Regions from separate parts of the Mus musculus genome. Here region 2 is linked to region 1. Evidence: chromatin loops called from intact Hi-C (ENCODE). Cell type or tissue: heart. All regions are shown on one strand. Links, peaks and the distances in the headings refer to the core of each region. The heading gives the core; the rest is flanking DNA.

Region 1 (15,382 bases), core at 1-5,000:
TGGCCATCGCTCACCAAACTACGACTGATTAACCTTAGGGCTAAAAACTACTTCTAACCACAGGTCCTGAACTCCATGAAGTCTGAGATGTGGGCTAGATCAATGACCACCATGGTTCAAATCTTTTTAAAAAATAGTTTTATTTCCCAAACAACCAACACTTCCAGAAGCAAGACTAGAAGCTCTACTAGGAAGCCAGATGACTGCCCTTGCTCTCTGCCATCTTCCTGAGTGTGCCCTTGCTCTCTGCCATCTTCCTGGGTGATTCTCTTTTAGCCTGTGGGACTTTCTCCTCACCCACTGGGGATTTCAGATACCATTCTTTGCCTCAGGAAAGCAACCAGTAATAGCCTGGAGAGCAACCAGAGAGGAACTACATGCATCAAGTTATAGGAAGAAAGCAAGAAGGAAACTAGAAAGGAGAGAAGGAGCTTAGTTGCCAAAATGGGATTGGTGGTTTGTCTCCAAGTCCTTGGCCACATCCCTTTTCTTGCCAGGTGCTTCAACCCCAATTGAAGTTTGGGGGAAGGTGTGAAACTTGTTGAGGTCTTGTGTGTACGTGCCCAGCATGCAGGTACTCAGATTCCCACACCGCTTAGATCTGGGGCTGTCCAAGCTGCAGGGAAAAGACATGCGAGGCAGTGCCATGCACCAGGGCTGACCCTGTGGGCAGTCTGCAGGTTAAATCAGTCACAGGATTAGAAGCTGGGACGGGGCTGGTAGGAGGTTGGTTCACACATACACTATCGGGAAGGCTTGGGGTGTGGTAGGCCAGAAGAATGTGGGGAAGGGCAGAGGAGAAGGGTGACTTTTCTGACATTCCATGTGCTCTTTAATCTTTCATGCTTGGCAGGGTGTTTCTCGGGATGGTTGTAGGGTAACACATGCTTTTCCTTGGGTAATGCAGGAGCCAGACCAGGGTTGGTCTGTTTCTAAGCTGGGGGCACACAGGCAGGCAAGGATAGGGAGGGGTGCTCTCCTTGGCCCTGTGGCCACAATGCCATCTCTGCAGACTTTAGGCTTTACCAGTCTTCGCTCATACTATTGCAGGAAGTCTCCCCAATGTTAGCAGACTGATTTCTACAGTTATTCCTAGCCTTCTCTTAAGTGCTTTCAGAAATAAATTTTTTTAAGTGTGATTTAACTACAGTCTCACCCGATGACTTCTGTCTTCTTTCAGCCTGAGAGTAGCTGAGCCTCGTGTCCTGCTAAACAGCAGCCAGGCGGACAGTGCGCTCTCTCCTACCTTCTGGATTCCGCCTTCCTGTGGATGGGCTAGGCAGGGTAAGGGGCCTTACCTAGAGCCCTCAGCCTCCTGCTCTTCCTCCTGCTCCAGCTCCCTGGCTTTCATCTGCATATAGTCCTGCACCAGTGCAGCCAGCAGGCGAACTTCTTCTTCACTGAGAGTGGCCATGCCTGGGCTGCTTTCCAAGATTGACCTGTGGAGAGGAAGCAAGTCTAGCACCGTCTCTGATTCCCTGCCTGCCGCTTACACTAGAGGCTTGAGTCAGCGTCCTCATAAGTTTAGGAATTTTGCAAGTTAAATGATAAGTGCAGGCAAATTGAATGACAAAATAATTACTGTTGAATCTGAATTGGGGGCTCATTTTAATAAATACAGTTTGTAAAGTAGATGAGAAATAGATTAACAGATTATAAATTAGAGTCAGTAATATTTATTGGCAAGTTAGCAGATTAGAGTAAAATTCATGTCTCATAAGGAATGAATTGAACAAAAAGGTTTAACTCTTGATACTAAATATGGGGGGGAAGTGGTGAAAGCATTTTGTTAGTTAAAGGGCTACTTGAAATTTAAGCTTATAGTGAACTTACATGTGTGTCTATGTACATGTATATATTTTTCCACCAGATAGTTGGGTTTTAAACATTCGGTACTCTGTGGTTAACAGGAAGTTGGCCAGTCCCAGGACACTAGGACTCCTGTCTTTACACGTACCTCAAAGGCACTGCCTGGAGGCTGCATGCCTGGTACAGGAGCAAGATGCTGACAACCAGGAAAGGGGAGAACTTCAGGAAGCCCATGATGCCTTCCTGCAAGAGAAGAATGTCTATTTATTCATTTGTTTATTTATATCAGTTCAAGGTTCTATAAGCCCATGGACCTGGCTTTCTGTGTGCTTATGCCTGTGACTCCCCGACATTTTGGCTTCATACTGATAACCACATTTCTCATCATCTTTGTTCCCTCATTGTCCAGTGTGCATGTAGCCTATACGGTTTGGAAAGAATCTTAGCCCTAAAGATGGAGGAGGGGGAGGGTGCGGGGGGTCGGGGGTGGTGGTGGTGGTGGTGGTGGTGGTGGTAAAGGAGTGGTGGTGGTGAGATCAGTCTCAAGGATTCTACGAATCCCAGGTGTCTCCTGTCTCTACATCTGTCTCCACAGGGAAGTGTAGAGTTGTCTTCTCTTTGTGAGTTTTTTTACAGACACCTAAGAATGTGAGAAAGAAAGTCTATGGAGAGGGAATCTTTCTGCCTTGAAATCTGAGAAACTGACGGCTGCACTGCTCAGCTGCTCCACCCTCTGGCAACTCAGTTGCCTACAAGAACCAATCTAAAGTTGAGGTGGAAAACACTTCTCTGTTAATCCCAGGGTCCCAAATCGGGGTTTGCAATTGCGGCAACTGACTCTTGTTCGCTACATATTGGCCCTAGGCTCGGACTCAGGACCAATTTCTCAGGAAACGAGAATACTGAAAGCACCATCTAAGAAGAGCTACGCCCGACTGCGCGCGTGAAGCCTAGGAGCTCAGCGTCCCAAGATTGGTGGATCAGGTGTACAGAGAGAGAGAAACGTGAGACTGGAGCCTGCGCTCCAGCGAAACTGAAGGAAGGCTCTGCGGACCAGTTCTGTAGGGACCTATCTGGATCGGGATCTAACACGAACCACGCTAGGACTAATGACTAACGGGGACTGGGATTGTCAGGAAAGACAAACCAAGGACTAACAGCGAGAGCGGGAGAGAAGAGGGAGAGGAAGAGAAAAGTAGAACTACACACCTGAACAGGAATTTTAGGGCTCACCTGGTGAGCGGTGCCTTGGAGCTGAGCCTGCGGGGATCCTGATGGAGCCAGGCAGTGCTTGCGAAGCGGTGACTCTTGATCCTGGCAGTGGCTCCTGTGCCTCCCAGCGCCTGCAGCTGCTCTTATTCCCGCCGTGGTGAGTCGGGAGGGGTCTCGGGGCTCCAGGCAGCCAATAGGTGGAAGGGCCCCATGCCCCAGACAGATTGCGTCACCTCTGTGCTTCCAGAACTCAGAGCATCTAGCAAGATGACACCATTTGAATTTAAATTGAGGTCATTGGTGGAAGTGGGGGAGATGATACGGATCAGTGAGAGCCACCCTTAAAATTAGCGGGAATTTGGAGGGCCTTTTGACATCAAGATAAATTTCATCTCTTCTTTCCTTCTTGACTTTGAATATTCCTGACTCCAATCTCAGAATCTTGGAGAGTAGAGTCCAGTATCTCAAGCACTCCTTGCTGCATGTCTGATTCTAATCGTACCCCCACCCCCACCTAAGTCCGTGCCTAATCTAGAATAGTTTAGTGCACCTGAGGGATGAATTCTTGATCTGCAAGGCTAGTTCTGGCAGCGTGGCACACAGGTTTAGGCAGATAGTCAGAGGTGTTGGTACTGCACACAAGGACTCAGTTAGACCCGAGGCTTGTGGCAGCTGCCTCATTTGGGGTTATGTGGCCACAGGTAAAATGAAAAATGAAAAAAAAAATCCTCAAAAATCTGACACCCCCCAAAAGACCCCCAAAGCCTGCATGAAACCTCAACATATTAAACTTTTCAGTGGGTATCATAGTCCCCCTTTGAAGGGCCTGCTTGTAGAAAGAAACCTTGGTGTTTTCTGGGCTATAAAATCTCTCTTTCTCCAGTGTGAATCATCTGTATTCAGCTTGGCATTCCTAATGCGCTGGATAACACACTCACATGTGTGAGAAGGGGTTGTATTTAGCTGGGTCCTGCTTGGGGTAGGGGGTACGAAGGGGTAGTGGGGAAAGTACAAAGAAGAACCAGATGCCTCCAAAGTCTCCATTGTAGATCTTTTTCTCCTCCTGCCTGGCTATCTATCACTTCTCATTAGGCTGCCTGCCTGCCTAAGGATTTGCACAGCTGTCCTTTTGCTTCCTGCTGCTGTTTGCCAAGATGTTCCAGTTGTATTTGATCCGGGGGTGGAGTGGGAGGCCCTCTCACCCCCACCCTTAGATCCCTGAGCTGAAGAGCTAAAGAGCAGGCAGGCTTGACAGTGCTGCGGAGATGCTGCCCATCCTAAACCTCACACTTGCTCCCAGTCACACTTCTCCTGGCACAGAGACTCTCCGCTCTTTCCAAAAAGGCATCCTCTCCAGAAAGCACAGCCACTCAGCAGTCTCTGTGGCCCACAGAAGCATCCTTAGTGGTTCTCAAATTGTCTGAAGCCTGCCTTCACGTCCCTCCTGCAGTCCATGCCACATTCCCACAGGATGTTTGCTCTTGGATCTCCATCTCACATCAGATTAGTTTGACTTGATCCCTCTCACAACCACTCCCCTGATTTGGACACTCATTTTGTCTGAGCAGTGAGCTCCAGGAACACCGACAAGGGTGGAGGTCCTAACTGGGGCATTTGCTGTCTGGGGACAAAGAAGCTTCATGTTTCTGCAGTTGGTGAGGTCTGAGTGTGCGGTGCTACATGCAGCAGCCAGTCCAGACCTAGCCAGTGTGTTGAACACATTGGAGAATCTGGGGACCATGGGGGGGGGGACACCCAAGCAAGCTTCATATTTCTCTAAACAGAGCAGAAATTAGCTTCCAAGAAGACTTGAATGGCATGAGCCATGGAACCCGAGTTGTCGGTCCTACCAACATCCCAGATGTGTCCCTCAAAGCAGAATGATGGAACACTTAACTTCTAGGATGCCATCAATGACTTTCCAGCTTAACTTCTGGGGCATCTCAGAAGTTTTAAGGTATAAAAATGTGAGGAAAGGAGTGCCAGGAATCCCTCTCCACAGGGTCTGCTCTCAGAGCAGCAACAAGACCCATCCAGGGCTGGGAGAATGGGCTTGGCCAGGCAGTGCCAGGCTGGAAACCAGAGCTGGAAGAATTTTATCGCCACTGGATTTAGGATTCCCAGGCACAGGAATCCCTGGAGGCAGACACCCAGAAGTGGCCTTCCTGGGCTTCCAGCAGTTTAGTTCTGAGACCTGGACTAAATTTTCGTGAGCAATTATGAGACAAGTTGGAGACAAGTTGGCGAGGGCTGAGATGACAGTGGTGAGCCACTGGGTCATTGCCACTTGGGACTGATGCACAAAATCTGCTTTTTGTGTGTGCTCAGGTGCCAAGTGCACCTGGGGAATTTGTTTCTTCTTTCAACTGCAAAGATGTCTAATATATGGGATCCAGAAATCATTTTTTAAACAAATGGATTCCTATAAGCATTTCCTAAGGAAAAAACTCCTGGCTTTAACCCGTGCAGTGTTGAGCACTGGTTTTCTGGCAGTGTCACTGGGTGGGTTTGAGCTCTGCTCCTAGGCTGTGGAGTGTTCCTTCAGACCTCTGAGCCAACCCTGATTCCACACCATGAAACCTGTAGCTGTAAGCCATCACATCCAGAGGGCACCTCTGTCATCTGCAGAAGTTGAATAATTGAAAGGGTTGGAAGAGTGGGTCTCTAGGAAGAGAAATGCAGGTTTTTCTTTGATTTTGTAGGAAGTGCCCAGAAGCACGGCTCAGGGGTTGGGGAGGGTGTAGTTCCTTTCTTTAACAACTACAACCTTACCCTGCACCCCAGTAGGCTATCAGCCAATGTCAAACAAATGCAAATCAACTTTCAAATTTAGTGCTCAGTGCCTCCAAATAGCTCCCAAACTGTAGGGCTCAGTTAAACCACCTCCTCCCACCCTTCCAAATTTAGGAGCAGAAAGTCTTCTGCCTCAGTTTTCCCATTTCCTTGATAATGTTTCCAGAAACAAGACAATGAAGTAAGAGTCTTCCTGGCTCGAAATTAAAAACTGTCCTGCTTCCAGCAACCTGCGTTTACAGAGAGTTGGGGTGGTTAGACCTCTGCCTGGGCAGATCTTTGGGATTTTTTCCCATTGCTTTCTGGAAAGCTGCAAGGGAAAGGACTGATCTCAAAATAGCAGCTTGACCAGGTAGCTCTTCTATGGTTAGTCGTCTTAAAACTTTAAAATGTAGAAATCACCTAATTTTGAAACACTCTAGCTTGGAAAAGCACTGCTTTACAACATTCCAGTAAATACAAACTGTAATATTTACTCTCGTTCATTTAATTCAGATTCCTGCATTGTTCTGATTTTCAAATAAATTTATAAACCACATCTTATAGAAAAATCTTATAACAATTTGCATATGATCAAAAGATTTACATGCACTATAGTAAAAGCTTAACTGAGCCATTCAGCAGTGAGTAAACAGATGCTAAGTAGAGAGAATATGAAGACTGAGAGCTCAGAGCCCACATTAAAGTTATTGCTCCTCTGCAGTCTGAATGCGATACAGACTCAGCAACAAAATCACAGCCATCCCAGTGTAGCAGCCATCACAGCAGAATCACATCAAACAAACTGGGGGGATTTCGGCAGAAGTTTGGTCATATCGGTTTAAAAGCAGAAACCAAAGCTTTGATCACTGAACTCACTAAAAACAGAACTGATTTTCAATGTTTCCTAAGGCAAGCAGAAGCAAGATGGAATGCCTGGCAAAGCAACAGAAATAGCCATGAAGCAGACAGTGTCTACAAGTGGATGAATGGATAAGAAAAGTATAGTTCTACCATATACATTATGTAGCATACACATGCATTTTATATATGCCACACATACAGATAGCACATGCATTATACAGACCACTTGGTTTTCTATTCTCTCTCAGATACAGCAATACTGCATTGTCCAGAAGAAGAAAGAATAAGAGAAATAAAGCAAACGCTAAAAGACGAGTTTACATCACCTCACTTACAGGTGCACTCTATAAAAACGTTGAACTCAAGTAACAGAGCAGAGAACTGGATACTGGGAGGAGGGGTGAAAGTAAAGGGTTCAAAGAACTTTGAGGTGTGAAGTGGGTAAGTTCTGAAGACCCAGCCATACAGAATAGTGACCACAGATAATAACAATAAATATTCTTGAAATTTGCTAAGAGATTAGACCTTGAATGTTCTCAACATAAACACACACACACACACACACACACACACACACACACAGGAACACACACATGGGTACACACACATGTGCAGAAATAGTTGTGAGGGGTAGACTTGTTAATTAGCCTGGTTGGTAATCATTTTATAATGTGTATGTATATAAAAGCGTGTATGTATATAAAAGCCTCATTTTGTATATCTTTTAAAATAAAACACTTATGGAAACATAAAAAACTTTTGGAGGAAAAAAGAGAAGTGAATCATGTTCTTGTGTGGAGGTCTTCAGAGCAGATGGATCTGTGTAAATATTAGAGAGGATTCCATTGTTTTGTTAACAAACTAAATATAGGTTAGCTAAAGCATGTTGCATGTGTGGTAAGCATGAATGTAATATAAAATACATTGAAGTAGAAAAAAAGACAAACTGTTACAAATATTCAAACTCAAGCCAGTGGGATGGGCCATGGGTAAGAGTGATCACTGTGCCATCCTAATGACTCAATTTTAGTTCCTAGAACTGTGGTAAAGGGAAGAACTATTTTTGAAAATTGTCCTTTAGCTTCTATGTGTGCAGTAGAACATGTGCACACCTACACTCACTCACTAATAACAGGTAGAATAAAAATGTTAAAACCACATTCAATTCCATCTGTGTGCCACCAAGTATACGATCTTTTGTATTCTCAGCAGCTTTTTAAAGATGACTGCTATTGTCTGTAGGCAAAGGAATAGCCAGAGTGTTTGGATTGAATTAACTACATTCCCTAGGCTTCTTCTGAGCACTTCAAATGCTAGAGCATAGCTTATTAGTTTGCCACATCAGTCAGGAGGTCTGGGTCCTTGGATCTAGGGACAGACTCGGAAGGAGATGCAGTTATGTCTCCCTTCCTCGGGGCTAATGTGATTTGTGGTGAGAGGCTCAATGACCAGGCATAAATCATTTATAGTTCCTGGACCAACATTTAGGAGATTGACAGTTTTACAGCAAGAAAGTAAATATTGATGCTACCACTTATGATAAATAAGTTGCTGAAGAATAAAACCCAAGTTAGATCCATAACAATAATCACAGAATAAATTTAAATACTTGAAAGCTCACTTAACTTTCCATGTTTAGCATGGCATGTTACTTCACCTTGTGAATTCTGGATGATTTCGTAGAGTGTCTGGTTTGGCCAGTGGAGGTCATGTGTTTGTTGGGGGCAGTTAGTAGAAAGTGCTAGAAGTTAGGAGAGAGGGTTCTTAATTCCTATTCCCACTTAAAAGGAGATGATGGAGCTAGTCTGGGTTCCACATTTGATTTATGACCATGTTGGATTGAGAGTCTCAAATTCCCATCTGATTCTGATATTGTATAAATGAGCTGAGAACTTCATGCAATCTTCCTAGTATTTTCTTGGGTTTCTTCTGCTTGCCCCTTCTCAATGAAATTGTCTTGTGAAGGGAGCTGGAGACATGGCTCAGTAGTTAAGAGCACTGGCTGCTCTTCCAGAGAACCTGAGATCAATCCCAAGCACTTATAATGGAGGCTCACAACTAGTGTGTAACTTCAGTCCCATGGGGATCCAAACCCTCTTCTGGCCTCCATGGGTACGACAGACACACGTGTAGATAAAACACTCATAGCCATAAAAAAAAAAAATCAAAGTAAGAATAAGAAATTATCATGTGAAGGACAGCTAGCTGAAGGAGGCAACACAAAAGAAGGGAATGGCCTCCAGGGGATAACAGAACCAGGAAAGATGCTGTCTCCGCTCATGTGAAGAATAAGTGATTTTTTTTATATGTTCGAATACTTTTTTTCCAATTTTTTATTAGATATTTTCTTCATTTACATTTCAAATGCTATCCCGAAAGTCCCCTATACCCTCCCCCCCACTCCCCTACCCACCCACTCCCACTTCTTGGACCTGGTGTTCCCCTGTACTGGGGCATATATAAGTGATTTTTAGAAGAAATGAGAGGAAAATAAAAGTATCTTGGTCCTCATTTTCTTGGCACTAAAATAGTGTTTCATGATAGGGGTACAGAAAGCATGCCAGCTGGACTGGCAGCACGGTTATCTGACTCTTGAAAAACTATGGCTGACTCTCGGTCCTGTCTGGTGCCCTGTCCTTCTGTAAGCTGTCAGATGTCATGCTTTACAGAATGGCTTCCTGCTGTGTTCACCAAGAACCCAATGCACACTTGTGGATCCTGAGAATGGGCTCTTAAGAGGATTCCTTTAGATGACAACTCAGTGGGGAGGAATGCGGAGTTTAACTTTCAGTCAGTCTTTCAACAATACATAATGAATAATTTGGTTAGGAGATAAATCAATTGATGTGCATAAGGAAATAAATTAGAGAATAGATATAATACCTGAAATGCATTTTGGAAGGACTGTAAAATGTAATTATGTGGTATGCATGATTAGAAATGCTCTGTATGATTTATTAGTAGAAACAATGAAATAAATAAATACTTTTAATCAAATATATGAGGGGGTCAGATGAGTTGAGAGTATGTTTTGTTACCAAAGGAACAAAGAGAAAACTACAAGCAGATAACTAGAATGTAATGACAGTGAATCCTACCACATCCCTCCAGTGAGGCTCTTTTGTGTTGATTCACTATGGGAAGAAAAGCCAGGTGCAGTTGAAGCAAATAAACAGACCTTGGTCTTAAGGATGGAGGGCAGAAATCTTGTTTTATAAAATCAACAACAAGGGTCCATCTTAGGCCAGCCCGTTAGTGCCCTGCTGTTATACCATGAACAAATAAATCAAAATACATTCAGATTGCCTAGCTTACTTTGATAGATCCTATCCTTTAACCGAAAGGACTCTGAGGTCATTCTCCTGGCAGCTGATTGAGTCCAGGTCTGAGGAAAAAGAGGAAATAAACTACAGCATATTAAAATTGTGTAGTATCTTAGGGAGACAAGCCCACACACATTAAATAACAAAAAATTAGAGAATAATATACTTAGTGAATATGTGTACTATGTTTCTATTGCTGTTATAAAAAATTACCATAGCTATTATAGCTTAAGGCATTATAAATGTGCTATTTTATAGTTCTTTAGAAGTCCACCTACCAGAGGTCTCATTAGAATGAAATGTTTGAGGGACTGTGCTCTCTATAGAGGTCTAGGGAGAATCCATTCCCAACCTCTAGTGGTCATCCACAATCTAGCTTATAACCTGCTTCCTCCATCATGCCAACCCGAGCTGGGTGCTTTTCACGTCATAGTGCCATGGCCTCCTCATCTTCTGCTTCTCTTTTCTGTTAGTCAGAAGTCTTGTGATTCTATCTAGGCCTAACTCCTGAATAACCCCCATATGACCTTTCCATTACACAGTCTTCCATTTAAATATGATTCAAAGTACCCCCTTCCCCCTATTTTGCTCAGGAATCATGATGTGATGGAGAGGCCATTGTTGTACCTGCCATGGTAAGTACACAGTGGGTTGATTGACAAGGACTGTGTCTGGTAGAGGCTTAAAGAACAGATGCTTTGGGATAGAGCACTTGAAGAGGACTCCCAGAAAAGGTAGAACTAGATAGAGCTAGTAAATTACCAAGTAGAGGAGGAAATATCACTCTCTGAAGAAACGTTGCATCCACTGGGGAGTGGGGCAAGGTATGAATAAACAGCTTATATCAGATGCTATCTTCTTTGCCTCTTCTGAGAAGGTGACCCTACTGAATTCACACTGTACGATTGTCTTCACTCAGTCTCTGGGTAGACAATGTCTAGAAATGATGAGCTGTAGAGGGTTTGTTCTTTCATTAACTTCCAACTTCTTATGTGTCCTTTTGCTCTGGAATGCTGTCCTCTGGGCGTGATATGGTCTTTACCATCTTGAAACTAGATTAGCTGTGGTTGATATCTGTACCAGATTGGCCCACTTAACTGTCGTTAAGAGTTTAGAAGCAAGAACACCAAGTCAGGTGAGCTTGAGGATAGATCCAGGGGGGAGAATTAATGGCAGAGAGGAAGAACTGGATATTGTGTCCATGAGGTTGTTATGGCCTCTCATTCTTGGAAAACAAAATGTTTAACTGGCTTTCTTGTAGAGTGGAACTATCTGCTGCTGAGGGGCTACCCTTCCCAACCCCAAAGGTACCTTTGCTCTTCCTTCCAAACTTTCTTCCAAGGCCCAGAAGCTATTTTAAGGATGACTCCAGCTGCCAGGAAAGAGCTGAATAGAGTGGACAAGGGCCAGACTGGTCACTCAGAGAGGTGGATGGACTCAGTGCTTGACGTCAAGGAATTACTCAGGAAGGGCTCCTCTAATATAATTAAAATCCTCCCTTGCCTCAGACTCCCTGGGTTGAGAATGGTTCTTTTCTTTTTGGCTGGAGTTACTGTTCCATAGAGCACAAGAAATAGAAATAGGAACCTTCTCACTCTACCAGGAAGCTCATCAGAGAGATGGTGTTCTGATGAGCTTTGCCAGGGACCAATGGGGTACATATGGGGATTTCCTGTATAAACTGAGAACGGGGTGCAAGAAGTATGGCTTTGTGACCATAGGCAATTGAGTTTGAGTCTTGGATCTACCATTCACTCACTGCCATTAAGCAGACAATAATTTCCCTAAGTAGTACTTTCTTAGCATGTGAGAGGACGTTTTACAAACAACTACCTAGCAGGACCAGAGATGTTTCATGTTAAACCCATGGACACATTGCTTGTCATGGGACAGCTACTTCAGAAGGCTTGCTATTGTTAGTGTAACAAAAGCTTATTCTTTCCAGTGCCAAATTATACCAGTTTAATGCAGTGGATTAAGTAAAATCATTGCACACTCTTGGTCTTCTGAAGAAGACAATCTATAAAGTCTTTAATTCTCAAAATAAAATTAATTGCCAGGGCCACAACAGAATGGGTCCGCCTCTCCCAACCCTCTGAGATACATGCCTGGCCATCCTGCAGCCTCACTGCCCAGAAGGATTAATGATCATATATATTAAAGAGCTGGCACACAGCCTGGTAGAGCACTGAGAGTGGTGTTTGTGATCATCATTATAATGAAAGTGCTCCCCTTCCAGGTGCCAAGCTCTATCACCTAACAGTGTGCAGAAAGTATTAATTGAACTCTTTTCTACCTTCTTTTAGAAATGTGTTCAGTGTGTGTGTGTGTGTGTGTGTGTGTGTGTATGCACCTTCCTGTGCATGCCACATGCACATATAGAGGTCAAAGGACAACAGTCAGGAGCCTGTTCTTGTTTTCCACCTTTTTGAAGCAGTTTCCTTTGATTCTGTTTCTGAGACTGCATTCCAGACTAACATGCTTCCACTGATTTTCCTAGCTCTTGCCTATCTTTGAGGGGCTGGGATTACAGATACACGATATCATATCCAGTTGTTTTATGTGGGCTCCAGGGATCAAACTCAGGTCATCAGAATTGTGCAAACAGCACTTTTATTTTTTGCTGAGCTGTATTTCTGAACCTTCCCTACATTCTTATAAAAAATAAACCAGATATAGTCTCCACTGATTCTTACAATTCATTGTCACCATCAAAAGAACTTCGTTTAGTGTTTTGGGCATAATTAATAAAACACACTCTTAGGGGAGGTAAGATATGGAGGACCAATAGGACCACACACTGAGTGGTAACTCAGTCTTTCTTTTTGAGGTTTGTATCTATGCCATTCTGTTAATAATCCAATTTATTTCTTCCTACCTGGTTGCCAACTATCATTTCTTGATATTGTCATTATAATTAGCAACAGCTCATCCACTTCCATTTTTATGTTATACAATGAAATCAACAACACACACATGCATACACACACACACACACACACACTCACTCACACTAGGTAAAATGGTGAACAAAGATCTTATAAGCATTGCACAGGACCTTGTAAATGCTAGTCAAGAACTATAAAAATTGCACCTGCTTAGCCAATCTACTCAAGAGGACAGAAACAAAGCCTACCAGAATGACACACAGAGCAAATGCCAACTGAGTGTGTATCTCTCGTAGTGATCAGGAACAGCATGATCTTTGATAGTACTAGATTTGACTACTTATGTCCAGGACAACAAACAGAACAAGCAAACGGGGTGGAGCTGTGTGTGACTGAAGAGCTTAGAGACACTGAGTGCAAATGTGACAGCAGCTGTAATGTCATAATGGATTCTAGTAACACATGCCAGTTATCTGCTGTTGTAGTTTACTTGGCCTTCAGTTCTCTGTTATATCTTATTTAAGGGCTGTCACCATCCCAGTGACACCTGATGAATGAATGGGTGTCTTTGGAATTTCTTCCAGCAGACACAGTACTGGTGATAAGAAAGTACACACAATGGGTAGGGTTGGTGACCCAAGCTCCAGTCTTATAAGTTGTATGTTTCTGGCTAACAGGTCCTAGGACACAAGTAGAAATTGTGTTTTTAGTTCCAGGAATATTTATAGTTGCTCTTCAGTATTCAGATACTATATCTATTTCTGTAATGCTAAGTTACTCTTTGATCCCAAAGAGTCTGGATGATTGTCTTTTAGAGTTGGTACTAATTATCCTAGGCACAAATTTAAGCATATGTTTGATCAGTGCTAGACTTTTTTTTTTTCTCAGCACCAACAAGTACCATTCAGAGAAAACCCCAGGTAGGAAAGGATGTGGTGAAAGCTGCCTGCAGAGTCTCCCTTTCTCTCCCCTCTCTCTTGTGAGAAAGCTAGGAATGAATTGAGCCTTTTGTCTCTGTCTCAGAAGTTCCATGTTAAGCCGTTCCTGCTTACTGCCAAGCAGTGTAAGGACAAAGAGTTTATCCCTACTCCTGCTATGAGTCAAGCCTGTCAATCCTCTGGCTTTTGTGTTTTCTTCTCTGCAGTCCTGCTAGATGTGGAGTAAAGCTAGATCATTCGTAGTCATTTGAACAATTATAGACTATCTTAAGAAAAATGTTCTACCATATTGGCCTTTAGAAAGTGTCACATGTAACTAAATAGTGTGAGGACTTTTGCACCCATATTTTCATTTTATTAAAGGCAAGGCAGGAGGAAGGAGATACAGAAGAATAAAGAGAGGGCAGAGAGGGAATCTACATGATGTTGACTAGATTCACATGGTGGAATTGGGAGACAGAGGTGCCGACTGCCTTGCCTTACTGCATGGGGATTGTCAGCACAGTGGCTGTTAAGTGCTTCTGGAAGTAGCAGTCATCAAGAAAGCATCTTTTAGTCAAATGTGAACCATGCCCCCTTTTTTTTCTTCCAGTTTTAGAGTTCTGTTCCTGATGAGGAATTCCATTTCCAATTGTTACTTCATTTTTTCTCCCAGCTAAACATGCTGATTTATATGTGCTACACCCCCACTCACCATGTGAGTTATACACATCCAAAAAGTCCCACTAACGCTGTTCATGGAACACTGGGCGCTCTGTGCTGCTGAAGAGCTTCAATTTGACTGCTTTCCAGGAGGAAGTAAAGGAAGAACAGGAAAAGCCATGTCTCTTCCCGCCTTCGGTCTCAGCTAGGTAGCTAACTGGTCTCCAGTTTTAAGAAACAGAGGGGCAGTCTTGTTTTACTTTGCCAGCTGCTGCAAGAGGATTAGGAAGACCCTGAGTACAGTGACACCATTTCACCAAATAGCCAAGTGCTTTGACTACGCCATGCTGAATGTAGCTCACCGGTAGAATGGTTGGCTAGCTGTGTAAGCTTCAGGTTTGATTCCCAGTACCACTGTGGGTGAGAGGAAAGATGTGTAGGAAGAAAGGAGGAGGAAGAAGTGTGGAGGGGAGAAAGAAAGATGAGAACTAAGAATAAGAGGGAGAGAGGAGAGAAAGGACTTAGGGACTGGAATTGGAAATCATAGAGCTTAAAGGCATGGCTGTTCCCAACCTGCCACAGACAGAGATCATACCAAAAGAATGAATCTTAAGTAATGGAACTTCATCTATCAGGGGTTGAAACTCTTCTGTCTGTTCACAATGGGTTGGGCACCAGGTCTGTAAAACACTGATCTTCTCCTATCATTTCCACCTTTTTCTTAGACATGCCTCATTATAATGAATATCCAGGAGAGGGCTGAGATCTTATTTAGTCTTTTATCTCTTGATGCTCAGACAATACCACATATTCTCCTAATAATCTCATTTTATGATCAAGGCAATTAGGTTGTCCAGTGTGAGGTTCTCTGCTTATTATATTCTGCTGAAACAACACAGTGCAGTGAGCATCCAAGGTCCAATCTATGACTGAA
Region 2 (15,382 bases), core at 5,425-10,424, 55 kb before region 1:
AGAGATTAAGAGTGCTCTCTGCTCATTCTGGCTTGTTTTAGCTTTGCAGAGGACATAGGTTCAGTTCCTAGCACCCAACTGTCTCTAATTTCAGTTCCAGGGTATCTGATGCAATGCCCTTTTCTGACCTCTGTGGGCACCATACACATGTGGTGCACACACACACACACACACACACACACACACACACACACAGGTAAAACACCATAAGCATATAATAAAAAAAAAAAAGCATAAAAATCTTCCAAATAAAGACACAGAGACCTGGTGTACTGGCTAGTTTTGTGTCAACTTGACACAGCTGGAGTTATCACAGAGAAAGGAGCTTCAGTTGAGGAAATGCCTCCATGAGATCCAACTGTAAGGCATTTTCTCAATTAGTGATCAAGGGGGAAAGGCCCCTTGTGGGTGGGACCATCTCTGGGCTGGTAGTCTTGGTTCTATAAGAGAGCAGGCTGAGCAAGTCAGGGGAAGCAAGCCAGTAAGGAACATCCCTCTATGGCCTCTGCATCAGCTCCTGCTTCCTGACCTGCTTGAGTTCCAGTCCTGACTTCCTTGGTGATAAACAGCAGTATGGAATTGTAAGCTGAATAAACCCTTTCCTCCCCAACTTGCTTCTTGGTCATGATGTTTGTGCAGGAATAGAAACCCTGACTAAGACACCTGGTATTGAAAAACCCACAACATGATGACTCCCCCATGTTCTGACTCAGGAGAGGCGACGCCCCAAATCACTCACGAGAAATGGCCTTGCTGCAAACTGCAAGAGGACTTTTATTCAAGAGTGCTCTCGGGCCTGCAGTCATACACTACGCAGGGGTAGAGGACCATGGCGCCCCGAGTAGCTGGGTAAGGGGGTATTTAAAGGAAGAAACCACAACTCAAGGAGGTGGGGAGGGCGTTGTTGGAAAATACCAAAAATACCTGTTAAGAGTCACAAGGAAGTGCAAAGTCACAAGAGTCACAAGGAATACCTGGTAATTGTGCGGGTTATTTCTCAAGACAGTTCCTAAGAGCCCCTAACAATAGCACATTTGCATAGCGGGTTCTATCAAAGGTCAGGGTGGGTCCAGGTGACTTTCTTTGAATGAACACTCCTTGAACCCAGGAAGCAGGTGGGTGGAGGAATGTCGCTGTTTTATGATTAGCATACCTTGGAGCACTGAGTCACAGAGGTCACATTCTCAAGCCTGGGCCTAAAGGCCTAGAATTTTGCTTTTACATTATACTTTTTCAGTATTTTTATTAACAAGCTGCAGGAACTAAGCTTGGCAGGTTCTGAACTATTCTAACCTAACTAGGATGCCTGTTATCCAGCCAAATGATGCTTTATCTGTATCTGAGTCTTGCCTTGGTTCCCTCTGGTCTCTGTGTGTGTTCTCATGGCATCTCTCTCCTTGTGACTTAACTTCAGGGGCAAATCTTTTTGGTTTCCTACCTTTCCTTCTCCTCACAGTTCTCTCCCTCTAGCCTGCCCTCCCTCCCTCCTGCCCCCTCTGGGAACCCATCACTGAGTTCAGAAGTCCAGCCCTATTCTCTTTATCCCATATAATTGGCTGATCAACTTTTTATTAAACCAGTCAGGAAGTGGTGGAGAAGAATGTTTGCAAAAGATGAAACCTGTGATGTTTCATTAAAATAACAATACCAAAGTCCACCAGTACTCAATCCCGAAATTATCATTTGAGTAATACAAAGCCAACCATTACCCAGTGCACACACACCCCCCAACACTTGGGTTCCAGCAACAGTGATTCAGGGCAGCATGATGGGTTAGCTAGCAGAAGGCAAGGACACCGAGAACCTTGAAGGGTGCCCATTTCAAGTAGGGCTTCCAGTAAGGATGCTTGTCCCCTGCAGAACACAAACACTTAAAGCTTTGGGTCTGCTGTGTATCCTGTGTTCTTTAGGAGGGCACAGGAGACTGAGTCACAGTGCACCTGACCCTTTGGCCCAGAAAGCCTTGGGAGCAGGTGAACTAACCTGTCCTGTCCTGCCCTTTAGTGGCTGCTATGCAAACAAGTCCCTGGTTCTAGTCAGCTGTGAAAACAATTTGGATTTCAATTTCCTGAAGGGCTGCCATAACCATGATGGATGAGTGGGAAGCTGAGTGGAATGGAGAGACAGACAGACAGATGTAAGACCCCCAACTCAATGTGTTTCTTAAACCCCTAAAAACGAAGCCCAGCATGGAGTTCTTTGTTCTTTCGCCTTCAGCCTGAGAGAACGATGAACACTGGGTGACCCACCCAGGCAACTGACCCATAGTGTAAGGGACCAAGAATGTTTGCCAAAGATAGCTTGTAGCCTTTCCGTGAGAGATGAGCTATAATTCACCATCCCTATTCTTACGATGTTTCCTCAGCTTCCCCATTCTTTGTCGTCTTATCCTCCCCTCACTTTGCGGTTTATTCTTTAAAAACCCTTGACTGCAACTGCTGGGGGTTGATCTCCTCTGCCCCTGTGTGGGTTACGAGCTCAGCCTCAGCATGCTGATAGCCGAATAAACCTCATGCGATATTGCATCAAGAATGGTTTCTCTCGAGTTATTATGGCGTCGGCTCATCCTGGGACTTGAGCGAGAATCTCCCCAGAAACGGGGGTCTTTCACAGACAGAAAGACACACACAAACACACACACACACACACACACACACACACACACACACACACACAGAGAGACAGAGAGACAGAGAGACAGAGAGACAGAGAGACAGAGAGACAGAGAGACAGAGAGACAGAGAGACAGAGACAGAGACAGACACAGACAGACAGACAGACAGACAGACACAGATTAAATCCTTCAAGCCTGGATTCTCCTAGCACTTTCAAGCCTCCAAACTATTCACATTTACATGCACCTTTGAAACTCAAAGTGGTCCCATTGGTGCAGGAAAACAGAAGCCCATAGACACCTCTTACAATTGCTTTTCTCTCAGTACAGAAAGAAGAGGCACTGGAGACCTTGCAAAATATGGGGATCTAGGAGACACAGGAAGTTCCCTGCACAGATGTACAACTGAGATTTAAAACTCTGTGAAGAATGTGGGCTGAAGCATAGCTGACCAAGCCTTCCACAAGGCATGGGTGTTGTATTCTTTTTTTTTTTTTTTTTAATGGAAAGATAAGGAACATTAGGAGGTTCTTGATGGAGGAGGATGGAATAATTAGAGAGATAGGAATAGGGACCTGAAACATGAAGTGTTTGGAAAGTCCTAGCTGGAAAGTTACTTGGGCTATGGAAATCAGAGGAGATCCAGGCCACTGGTCTAAGGATTATAGGAATGGTGGAAAGGAAGGTCTTCTGGATCTCTGCTGAGGCTGATGCATTCAGCTTGGCATGGTAAGGGAGAACCAGGTATTCAGACAGAAGAGAGAAATGAGTACAGGGATTTTGGCTTTAGCTGCAGGAAACAGTGAACATAGTCCCAGCTGGCCTGGATCAGTTCTTTAGAAAGCAAGAGAACCATGAATAAGCAGATTAGCAAAAAAGACTGAAGAAGGCTATGTGCTCTTTCCAGCTTGTGATTGGTAGTCTGTATCTGGTAGAGGCCTTCCTCTGTTTTCCAGAGTCATTATCTGCTGCTCAAGGTCTTGGTCCCTTGGGAGGTGGCATCCCTAGGTGGTGTCCTTCAGGTGAGCAAGAGCGTTAGGAGCACATTCTCTTCCTTTGCTTCTGCCATCACTACTTCACTCTCAGAGATCACACCAGTACTTGGCATCTGGTAAAAAGAGCATTTAAGGGGCACAGAGGAATGAATTCCCAAGCCCTGGGAGTCAGGATGACCACTTCCCCAGGAACAGAGGCAGCCTGTTTGTAAGGAAAGTAGGAGATGCCTGCAGGGAGTTGTTTCTCCTGCAAAGGAGCTGGGGTAGGAGTCATATGAGAGCTCTAAGTAAGGCTCCTTACCTGGCCCCAGTATATCCAAGATGACTAATCCCAGACAGGGAGGAAGGGAGGGAAAGAGGGAGGGAGGGAAACACAGAGGGTGGGGGGATAGGAGACTGTTCAGAAGTTCGGCAAGCTGCTCTTGTTCACTAGGACCTGGAGCTCTGTGTTCTCAAGCTTCCCTGAAGTTTGAGGGCAGCTGCAGCTGTAGTCACTATGTTCCGACCACAGAGAAGTTTCTGCTCATAAACGATCTTAGCAGTTGAAATAGGAAGACATAGATTTTCCTTTCACTTTCAACTTCCAGGGGAGATTTCTCTAAGGCTGGAATGGATTCTGTAAGATAAGAGAGCTAGGGATGAACAGCATTGATCTTTCCAGAGATCCTGGCTGTGAAATATATATGGGCATCTGGTCAACCTAGATTTCTTTCATACCCACAAGGAGACTTTATTTCACACTTGCTAAGGGAAGGTGAAGGCTTGCCTTATGGATTGGGACAAATAATGTCTGGGGTATCTCTAGAGAATGCATGTTAGTTATTGCAGGGCTGGTGAGGACATTCTTCTCTGGCCCAAATCTTTGCTCATCTTTAACCTAAAAGAGAGACCAGTCCTGTTCTCCCTTTCTTAATTAAAGATGTATGTGTGAACTTGCCCATTAGCAAGGGGGTTAGGAGGTTAAAAGCACTTGTTACTCTCTTAGTATCTCAGGACACACAGACACACAGACAGACAGACAGACAGACACACACACACACACACACACAGAGTCCTGAAGCTCACACACACACACACACACACACACACACACACACACACACACACACACACACAGTCCTGAAGCTTTACCTAAAAGAGGCCCCCAAACTCCGAACTTTCAGTGTCCTCCCTTCTGAGCACAGAGTACATTCTGTGCTTATGTTCTTGCTGCCTGTACTGACTCACAGAGACCATTTGTCATGGCTATTGCTGATCCTAAGCACACTCTCACACTCTGAAATGTGGGCTTGAAGCCCAGAAGAGAAACCACATGTACCCAGTTGTAGGAAGCAAGAGAAGAATCCAGTAAAAGAGGAAGGGTCTTAGTTGTATCCTTGGGCACCCCAAAGTAAAGGAGAACCATTACAAGCTGTAAGTGTTTCAAGCCTAACATTGTACACAGATATGAAATATGTCTAGTCTTGTGGGCATGTGTGCATCTAGTAGGTACCAAGATCCCTGTACTGCTAAGATCTAGGGCTGTTTAGTTTCAGGGCAAAGATATGCATCCTGCACTGTGGCCTGGCCCTGTGTTTAGTCAGCAGAACAATTTGGCCAGGTTTCTGGGAACTGGGAATCAGGAACCGAAGGGAGTTCTGGACTTGAAGGGTTTTCTGTAGGAGTTATTTTCTCTAATGACTCTTGCCATTGTCTTTTTATATTTATGGTTAAATGATACAACTCAGCCATAGGGACTTTCTATGTAGTTCCCATGGGGACAGGCTTCTCAACTCTAGCGTCTCCTAACCCCCATATCATAGTTTTTCACTTAACCGTGTTGGTCCCATGGAGTAGGCTCCTCACCAAATCTCACATGGCAGGTTTAGACGCTGTTGAGAAGGGAGCTGGTGGTGCTGCCATCTGTTTGTGATGTTAGACTGGCCGAGCAGAGCTGGGATTATTATGAAGACTCATTTTATGACCAAAGTGTGGCTTCCAAGGCCTTTGTCTGGTGTTTTAGGACCCCTTAGACCTAAACGGATACTTTTGGAAGAAAGAGACTGCTGTGTTGGTCATAGAGGAGGGCCAAATAAGACAGGGAGTGACCCATATTCAAAGCTCTATTAGGCACGAGGCCATGTCACATGTTTGTGGAGGGGCAAGACCAAGGTTTTTTTGTGACACTGAGTTAATGCATCTAGGGTCCTTAAATGGCTGGCTTTCTTTCTTTCTTTCTTTCTTTCTTTCTTTCTTTCTTTCTTTCTTTCTTTCTTTCTTTCTTTCTTTCTTTCTTTCAATAGTAGACCATACTAGCCTCAAACTCACATCTGCCTGCCTCTGACTTCTGAGTGCTGGGATTAAAGACATATGATGCTTTACTTGGCTAAATGGTTTTAATTTAAAGCATAGGATTATTTAAAAGTCATTGAGATTATTCAGTGTATAGGACCTGACCCTGTATTTACCATTCATCTCTTTTTGGCAAGTTGTAGGGAAACTTAACTTGTGACTTCCTTGGATTTGTGAGAGAATCATTATCAACTAGAAACATTTCCATGGAAAATATACCAATTAGATCCTTTTCTTTATTGTAAAACAACCTCTTAATCTAACATCTGTATGCAAAACAAGCTCATTCCAGTTCATCCTGTTCTTTTCTTTAAAAAAAAAAAAACTTTTAATTTTGGAATAAACCTAGATTTACAACAAAGTTTGGAGATCGAGAGTTCCTGAGTACTTGTCGCCTACTTTGCCATCTTCTATAACTATTTTTCATTGGTCTGAATCAAGTGAGTAATATCGGATGCTAACTACTAACAACATTCTAAGAGCCATTCGAAGTTTCCGAGTTTCTTCTCCAGTTTTCATTTTTATGTCCCAAGATCTAATCCAGCATGCTGCTTCACTGCAGTTTGCCATCCTGTTTCCATTGTTCTATAGCAGTTTTTCATATTTTTTAATGCTCCCTGTCCTCTTTTTAGTGAAATTAAGGATTTAGAGGAGTTCTGGCACGGCATTTTGTAGAATTTCCCCAATTTGGATTAGCTTAATGTTCCCCTCACATTTAGATTAGCATGGGGGTTTGGGAAGGAGCACCAGAGAAGTGAAGAACCCTTCTCATAACATCAACAGGGCTCGTCACATGTGGTCTCAGCTTCGTTCCTGAAAGCTCTCTGCACTGTCACATTGGTTTTCTCCATATTTTATCCTTTGGAAGCAAGTCATAAGTCAGGCCCACATAAGAGGAGGGCTTTAAACACCATCTACTGAAAGGGATAGTGCTAAAGGAACTATGCAGTGGCAGCCAGTTATGTTTGGTTTCTTTCATATAGCATTATGTTTTAATGTTTCATCCTAATTATAACATATGTCTTAGTATCTTATTATTTTTAATGGATGAGTACTATTCAGTTGTATAGACAAATTACATTCTGTGTAGCCTTAGTTCAGGGTATACATTCATTCACAAGGACTGGAATTAGTGTTGTCATGATCAGGCTAACATACCTAATTTTATAGTAATTGCTAATATGACTTTCAAAGTACTGTGTTCTGCAACCCTCTCTCATAAAGACAAAAAAAAAAATCCAACAGCACTTGACTGGTTTTTCAGTATGTTTAGTGCTGCATACTGGCAGTTTGGACCCTCACATTCTAGCAAGGTAGACGATAGTATTATTCCATTTTATGGACAATGAAGCTGAGGCAAGCAAGTTTAGATCACTTTAAAAGCCCAAACCTAGTAAACAGTAGAGCTGGGCATTGGGGCCTGGGTCATCTGGGTCCAGAGTTTCCTAACATACTCCTGTTGCTCATGGTGATCTGCAGAGATGGAGCAAGGGCTGAGGGAAGTGCATGGCCTGACTTGACGGAGGGTCCTGGACTTGCTCTGCGTTCTCTCTTTCTTTACCTTTCAATCAATTTGATTGCTTTTCTCTTCAATCTCTGAGTTAAAGGATTAAACCTTAGGCTGGTTGTTTTTTGCCACCAGATGGCGACAGAAAGCTATCTAGATAACAAGTGCTTGCTAGTGTGATTAATCCCTGAGGAGGAAACTGATGTGAACTCATGGAAATATTTCTCATTCCTGAATAATTAAGTTCAAGGGAAAGAAGTGAAGTCGCTAAGGCTTAATTGATGCAGAAATGCCTTAGGGATATTTGCTGGTATTCAGCACAATGTTGAAAAAGAGCTGGTGATGGTATATGCATTTGCTGTCTGAGAACCCAGAGGCAAAGAATTCACTGTTATTACATTAAATGGTGATAGCAATGACATTTTTAAATATTCTTTTTCAAAATAATAATGTTTTAAATGTTATCCAGAAGAGTCTTGGGTTTTGTCAAACCCCTTTCTACATATACAGAGACAACTGCATGGGGCATCTCTTTTATTCTGTTTAAGTGGTAAATTAAATTGACTTTTGGATGGAAAGACCAATCTGTATTTCAAGCACAAACACCATGTACAGGTGAGAAAGCACAGGCCGAGCAGTCCCCTCCCCCACGCTGTGGGAGCAGGAGTGGCCGAGGTGGGCTTCAGGGCCAGGCTGTCTAGTTCTGTGATTGGCTTCCTATTGCTCTTGCTGTTTGTCTAGGATTACATTTCTATTTGTGGGAGAATTTTGCTTCTAGTTTTCTTGTCCTGGTAATGTCTTCACAAGTTTTGGTGGGATTAGCTGGGAGGTTCATCGATGCTTCTCTAGGTTTTTGGTAGAGTATATTCCTTTCTTGAAGTTTGCTTTGTAGCCGGAGCCAAGCTACACATACACATCTTTGTCAGACAAGCGATTACTCATAGTTTCCATTTCCTGAGGTGTAAATTTTAGCAACTTGTCTGTTTTTCAGTAAATGTCTGTTTTGTCAAGGTTGGCCAAGTTATTGATACTGTGCTCTTCGTACCATTTCACATCTGTGTGGTCTCTGGTAGTGTGCCCTATTTTATGTTGATTAATCTAAGAAGCCACTTTGGGCTTCGCTGATTTTTTTTTCTGCTACTTCATTATTTTCTATTTTTATCTTTATTGTTTCTTTCCTTTGTGTTTGGTTTAATTTATGATCTATTTTTTCTAGTTTTTTTTTTTTTAAGATGGAAGTTGAAGTAACTCTTGAGCCTTCATTTGAAATATGCAGTGATTTTTTTTCCCCCATTGTTATCTTTAGTTGTTCCACAGAGCCCAACAGGTCATGTTTCCATTCTTCTTTCAGAACATTCTCTATTCTCATGGTGGTTGTCTCCTAGACACATGAGTTACTTAGAACTGCACTATTAAGTTTGTAGTTTATTTGTGTATTTTCTACTTTTGTTGATTTCTAAATTATCTTTTGTAATGATGAAAGAAATACTCTCACTTCTAATTCTTTGAAATTGAGAGTCGCTTTATGGTATGTGCCTCTTTTGGTAAATGTGTTAGGTCTACTTGAATAGGTACATATTCTGTAACCTCTCAGTAAGGCACATTGCCTAATGGTGTGGTCCAAGGCTCTTGTTGTTTTTGTTTTTTCTTGGTTGGCTACTGAGAAGGATGTGCTAACTTCCTCGACAATGTGCATTATCTTTTCTATTTCTGTTGTCTGTATCATGAAGCCACAGTCTACCCTATGACAGGCACAGAAAGTGTGAGGATTTTCCTGTTCCATGTGTTGTAGGATTTTGAGCTCTCCTGTATCACCTGTAATACTTCTTGTGTCAGGTTAGTTTATCTGATGCTGTGTAGCCATGCTCTGTGCATTGAGCTACTGTTTTCCTGGCAGATCCTTTCTCATTGGTTTGCTCTCGTATTTGTGAACAGGATATAATAGTGATTTTTATATAGTCATCTCTTTTGTTTGTTTGTTTGATAGAAAGTATCATGTAAGCAAACTAGTCTCAGACCTTATATAGCTGCAAATGGCATTGGATTCATCTTCTGCCTGTCACTCCAAAGCACAGGGCTCTAACCCTGAGCACCATGCTCGTGCTGGCCATTGTTTTAATTGGAATGTTAACTCCACTTAGCTTAAAAACAGTTCCTGATGTAATTGAGATAGTTTTCTGTTTTTGTTGGCTTTGTCCCATATGCCCTTTGTCCTGCGTGTTCTTCTCTCCTTTTCTCTTTGCTTTTGTGTGAAACAAGTTGTTAAACTTTATTCTTTCTTTTCTTTGCTTTTATTTGATTTTGATAATGATTCTGTTTGTCAAAACTTACCAAACTATTAATTTAAAATGAATACATTTAATCTTATGTGAATTGTATAGCCATCAAGTTGGCCAGAAGAAACAAATAGATGAGTTAAATTGTCAAAATAAAAAAGATCAAATTTAAATTTGTTTTTTAAAATGTTTTTAAAAGCTTAATTGATACATAATTTTGCATACTTATGGGTGATGGCATAATATTTTGAAACATGTGTATAATGTGTGATAATCAACTCAGAGTAATTAGCATATCCATCATTTCAAATAGTTATCATTTTCTGTGTTGGAAACTTCAAAATCCCCTCTCTTAGCTATTTTGCAGTATACAATTATTTCTTATCAACCATGGTCACCCTCTGGGCTAAATATTAGGATATACTACTCCTGTCTGACTGTGTTTTTACAGCTGACAGTCAATCTCTTTTTCCCTTTCCTTCAGAGGTTTCAGCGTCTGGGGTCTGTTTTTGTGGTCTCAGCATTTATGAGATTATTTGCCTTCTACGTATGAGAATGTACAGTGCCTTTCTGTGCTTGGTTAAGTTCAGTTAATATCTTCTAGAATTACCTCGGAGACATTTTTGAGATGCTGACTCAAGTGTTTTCCACACAAGTGTGAACTCTTGAGTTCAGTCCCCAGAGTCCATATAAAAAGGCCAGGCTCAGAGGTTTAATGGACATCCAATTTAGATAGATAAATGTGCTCCAAGTTCAATGAAATACTAGTCCCCCAAAAATCTGATGAGGGCAATTAAGGAAGATAGTCAGTGTTGACCTCCAGCCTCCATACACATGCATACCTGTACATACATTTGCATGCATATCTACATGCAAATGTGCACACATATATACACACACATAACATCAGATGACTACTTTCGATGTTTGGTTTTTATATATTTTATATTTATAATTTTAAAGATCTTGTCTACTTTTGTCTTTATAATACATGATATTTATTTACTAGTATATTATTTTTAGTTCTTTACTTCTACATTTCTAGCTTCTAAATTATAGCTTCCATTTCTTTGCTTCTAAAATCATTTTCTTATGTATAATACTTTCTTTGGTTTGGTTAACTCTATTTTTATATCCTCATATTCTTTTTTCCAGTATTATTTTTTGAGTTATTTTGATCCAAGTTTAAATTGTTTGTAAATTTTGCTATTAGTATTTCTTTTAGTATTGATATTTTGTATTATTTACTTATATTCTTAACTGAACACTTTTATATTTTTGAGACATGAGTACTGTATTATATCATTTCCATCTCTCCCTGCTGACTCCTCTCATTTTCTCCCACTCACTTTTAAATCCATGATTGCTTAAAATTTCTACCCTATTCTTTGATAATCTTATATGATGTGTTTTGATCACCCCCCACACACTCCTTCTTCTAACTCCTCCTAGATTTATCTCTGCTTCCCCACCCCCTCTCAACTTTATATCCTCATATTCTATTATTTTTTTAAATAATAAAATATTATTTAAAATTCAGCTTGTTCATTTAAAATACAAGGACACAGGTTCCATTTATTTTGTATGCATGCCTTTCTGGCTTATTTTCATTTTTTGAAAAGATATAATTTTATGATAATTTCTCATGAGTTTGATTTTTTATCATCCCTCTTGTCTATGTTTCAGTAAAATGTATTTGACTGTATTAGAAGGAAAGACAGCCAGTAGCTTCCTAGTTTGGAGTTCTAAAACTCTCTTCCTCATAGAAACACTGTTTTTGTTGTTGTTGTTGTTGTTTTGTTTTTGTTTTTTTAAAGATAATCTGTTTTTTGGTTTTGTTTTGTTTAGTTTTCTCCTTTTTCCCCTTGTTGTTCCTGCTTGCTACAGAGGTCTTGTCTATAAGTAAGGTCTGGTCTAGAATCCAGACTATCTCAACATTCTCTGAGTTAACCGGGTCCCTTTGTTTCCAGTCAATAAAACCCTTCGAGTTTTGACTTTTTATTTTCTAGGAGAATGTATACTAGGACAAAGCACTTTTAGTTATTTCTAATTCCTATAATCTAATTCCCATAATAAAAAGGAAACTACTCAGAAGAATACTGTACAAAGACTAAACTGGAAGTGCAAATTTAAATGTTAAATAGGCATATGAAAATGTGCTTCATCTCATCTGTGACTAGAAATGCAAATTAAAACAAAAAATACAGTTTCATCTGATTCAGCACTAATAACACTACAGTCATCTAATATAACTGTATTTTTAAAAGAAGAGTCAACACTTGGCTTCTACTAAAGGTATTCTGGGAAAAAAATGCCAGAAAAATGTGATGACAAAGAACATTCCATCTGCCATGTACTCTTTTACTGCTGGGTCTTTGCTTACTCTGTCCCTGGAGCCTAGGAGTTTTTGTGTCTGCCTTCTTTCCCTGGCTGATACCCATGAGCCTTTGGGCCTTAAGTGTCATCACTTTTAAGGAAAAATATTTATTTTTATTATTTTTAAGTTCATGTGCTTGTGTGTATTTGTACGTGGGTGCTTATGGAGGCAAAAAGAGGGCACTGATTCCCCTGAAACTGGAGTTATTGTTGTGAGCTGTCCATTGTTGGTGCTGAGAATGGAACTTAGGTCTTCTGATCTAGCAGCAAGTACCCTTATCTGCTGAGCCATCTCTCCAGCTCCCAGCTGTCATCACTTTTTGAAAACATTATATGACTCTGTAGACCAACACGGATGCCATTTAGGCTGTCTTATAGGACACATACAAAAATCACCCTCCATAGTACAGGTAGGCCTTACTTAAGAAGTTAGAAGGCCTTAAAAGCAGGACTGTAGCTTCGTAGAGGAAGACAACATTCCTCTGTGAGTTGTAGACTCAGGTCATGTCTAATTTCCAGCCTTCACTTATTAATGGCCTCTTCTATGGATTTTGGGCTTCCTTTCTAAATTCCTATAATCCTGTAAGCAATTCCATGTAATGATGGTTTAACATTTGTATTAGGTACTTTTGTGTTGTTTGATAAAATACCCTGACAACTTAAAGGAGGAAAGGAACACTGTGATGGAAAGGTCCTGGCAGCAGGAGCCTGAGGCAGCTGGCAGGAGCTATCTTTTGATGCATTCCGGAGAACTAAACCAGGGAATGTGCTACCCTCCTCAGGGTGACTCTACCCACCTTAACCTATTCTTGGTAATCCCAGAAGCTAACTTGATCTACATGTCTCCTTACAGATGTGCCTAGAGACTCGTCTCCTTGGCGTCCCCAGATTTTGTCAAATTAACAGTCAACACTGATCCATCACAATCATATGCAGATTGAGTAGCCATTATCCAGAAATGTTTCAGATTTCATATGACTTTGTAATCATTGCATATATGAAGTGAGAAGTATTGGGCATGGGACCCCAAGTTAAACAGAAAATTGATGTGTGGTTCACATATACTTTATATGCATAGCCTGAAGGTAATCTTACATGGTATTCTTAGTATATGCTTACCTTTGGACTCCATGTATCTAAAGATTCTTGGAGTACATTTTTACTTGTAGACAAAATTTTGCACTCAAAAACCAAATTGTGAAGCATTTGGAATTTAGATTTTCACTTTAGGGGTACTCAGACTGTATCTGTACATAGACAAATACACACACAAATATATACAAACTCATGTAAACAAACACATGGATTATATATACACATATATACACACATGTAAATACACACACTGATTCTCTTTGTTGGGTGAATTTCACAATTTCTGTACTAGATTGTAAAATCAATTTGTTTTGTTTCCTATCAGACTGTAAATACAATTAATAGATAAATACTGCATTTATGTGTTTATCTTATTTTATTTCTGATATCTAGAATACTGCATTTATTAAAAATATTGAACGAATTAATGAATTTCCAATGCAAACTGCAGAATCTAAGACACGCCAATATAAAAAAAAATCATATCAACAGACCTCTAGTGAGCTTGCTTAATGTACTATAGAACTGGAGAAGGGAGGAGCAAAAAAGCTTTCCAGAAAGTTCTGGTAAATTCTGAATATCAAGCAGTGAAAATTCATGTGAAAAATCATCTTTCTGATAAGCCTCCTTGTTTCTTTCATTGGAAAAAAGAAAGCTGAGTGGAAAGGTTAATAATTTCTCTACTATTGAAGAAGCTTCCAAAAAATGTTACTGGTATTGGTCAAGGGCCATACGTATATATGAAATATAAGTACTAGAAAAAAATCAAGTGGCCCATAATCACATACTCTAGAACTTTTAACTTCACTCTTAGACTCCAGTGAAAATTGACTTTCATCTGATTCAGCACAAAAGTTATTATTGTAACCTAATATGATAAATGTAAAAGAGTGAATCAGAATCTTAGCATTGAGTATAGTATAGACATTACTTTGTAGTATTCAGAAAAGAGGGAAGGGAAAGAAAGAGAGCCAGAAGAAAAGAACCAGCGACAATGAATCTTAGAGAAAGAAGATACCATGGATCCATATCTTTTTCTTTAGACAATTTCTGAATTGTGCCCTGGACCTAGGTATTCTCAAGGAGGCCTGAACACTTGTTGAGGTTAATGTAATCTGATATGCCAATGATATCTCACACTCTGGGGATGGATATTAGTACATAATGGTATCTATGCCATGCACCCAGGTGACTGGGATGTGGAGCCAATTTTGAGAGTGTTAGGGACGTTAGGACACACCTTCTTCATCAGTCTACAGGTCAAGGTCAGCTTTCTAAATGTACTTTCTGAACATTTTATTCTTTTTTACCGACAGAAAAGATTTCTGTGTTTCAATTATCTGCAGTTCCCATATCTCCATGTGATATTTAATCAGTGGATTATTATATAAAATTGTAACATTGAATTTGGAAAAGAACAGAGAAGCTATATAGCATAATATTTGTTTCTGGTATATAGTTGTTTTTTTTTTTATTGGTTTAAGCATCCTCTCACACAGAGCAGTGAACATGTTCCTATTCAGCTGAAATCTATGATAACCCATATCTTTCTCGAGAAAGATTCTAGAGCACAGATTTCTGGGGAAATAACAGGAGACTTGGATTAAGATGCAATGTAGGCTTTTTCTATTAATAACTTTGACTTACTAAAACTCTTGGTCCAGTATTTCAAAAAGAAGTTTAGTTACTAACAACACTCTAAGCATGGAATAAAAGTATATCCTTGGGACCTGGAATCCAAATCTCAGCTGCACCTCTAATGCAGTTTTTTTTTTTTTACAGTTTGCCTTTCTATATCTGGACAGCCTAATCACTAAAATGGAGTTATATACCTCACATTGAGTAAACAGGGCTAATTCTCATTATGGTCTGGCACTATGTCTCAGTGCTAGAACACTAGCCTGTCATGTGTAAGGCCCTGTATTCCATCCCCAGTAATTCTCTCTCTCTCTCTCTCTCTCTCTCTCTCTCTCTCACACACACACACACACACACACACACACACACACACACACACGCACGCACACACACTGACACCATTAAGTGCCACAATAGATGGAAAATGAATGGGAAAACAAAATAGTTTCTCATCTAGCAAAGACATATTGGTGATCATATTCCTCCCATAGGTTTTAGTTTTCATAAGAACTATCGTGATGATAAATAATATCTGCACAAAGAAAACAAA

What was found. A loop is a pair of places that touch in the nucleus more often than their neighbours do. Peaks named below come from ENCODE experiments on the same cell type or tissue, not always from the same donor. Only the 100,000 strongest peaks of a DNase experiment are listed, where the experiment ranks them.
Region 2: it touches region 1 in a loop (6-fold over the local background); 13 of 42 quality-filtered maps call a loop at or near these places.

What each region holds. Positions count from the first base shown.
Region 1 is chr7:114,633,170-114,648,551 of GRCm38, forward strand. It overlaps Calca (calcitonin/calcitonin-related polypeptide, alpha), which reads right to left and starts at 3,188. Exons shown (of 5, transcript NM_001033954.3): 1 at 3,043-3,188; 2 at 1,958-2,052; 3 at 1,299-1,439. The coding sequence starts at 2,043. In heart, for the core only: a CTCF peak has its summit at 2,549 (motif pointing left); no DNase peak of the experiment used is centred there; H3K4me3 peaks cover 1,315 bases; H3K27me3 peaks cover 2,131 bases.
Region 2 is chr7:114,573,011-114,588,392 of GRCm38, forward strand. No RefSeq gene overlaps it. Among named protein-coding and RNA genes, the nearest start is that of Cyp2r1, 18 kb to the left of the region's middle. In heart, for the core only: a CTCF peak has its summit at 7,576 (motif pointing right); no DNase peak of the experiment used is centred there.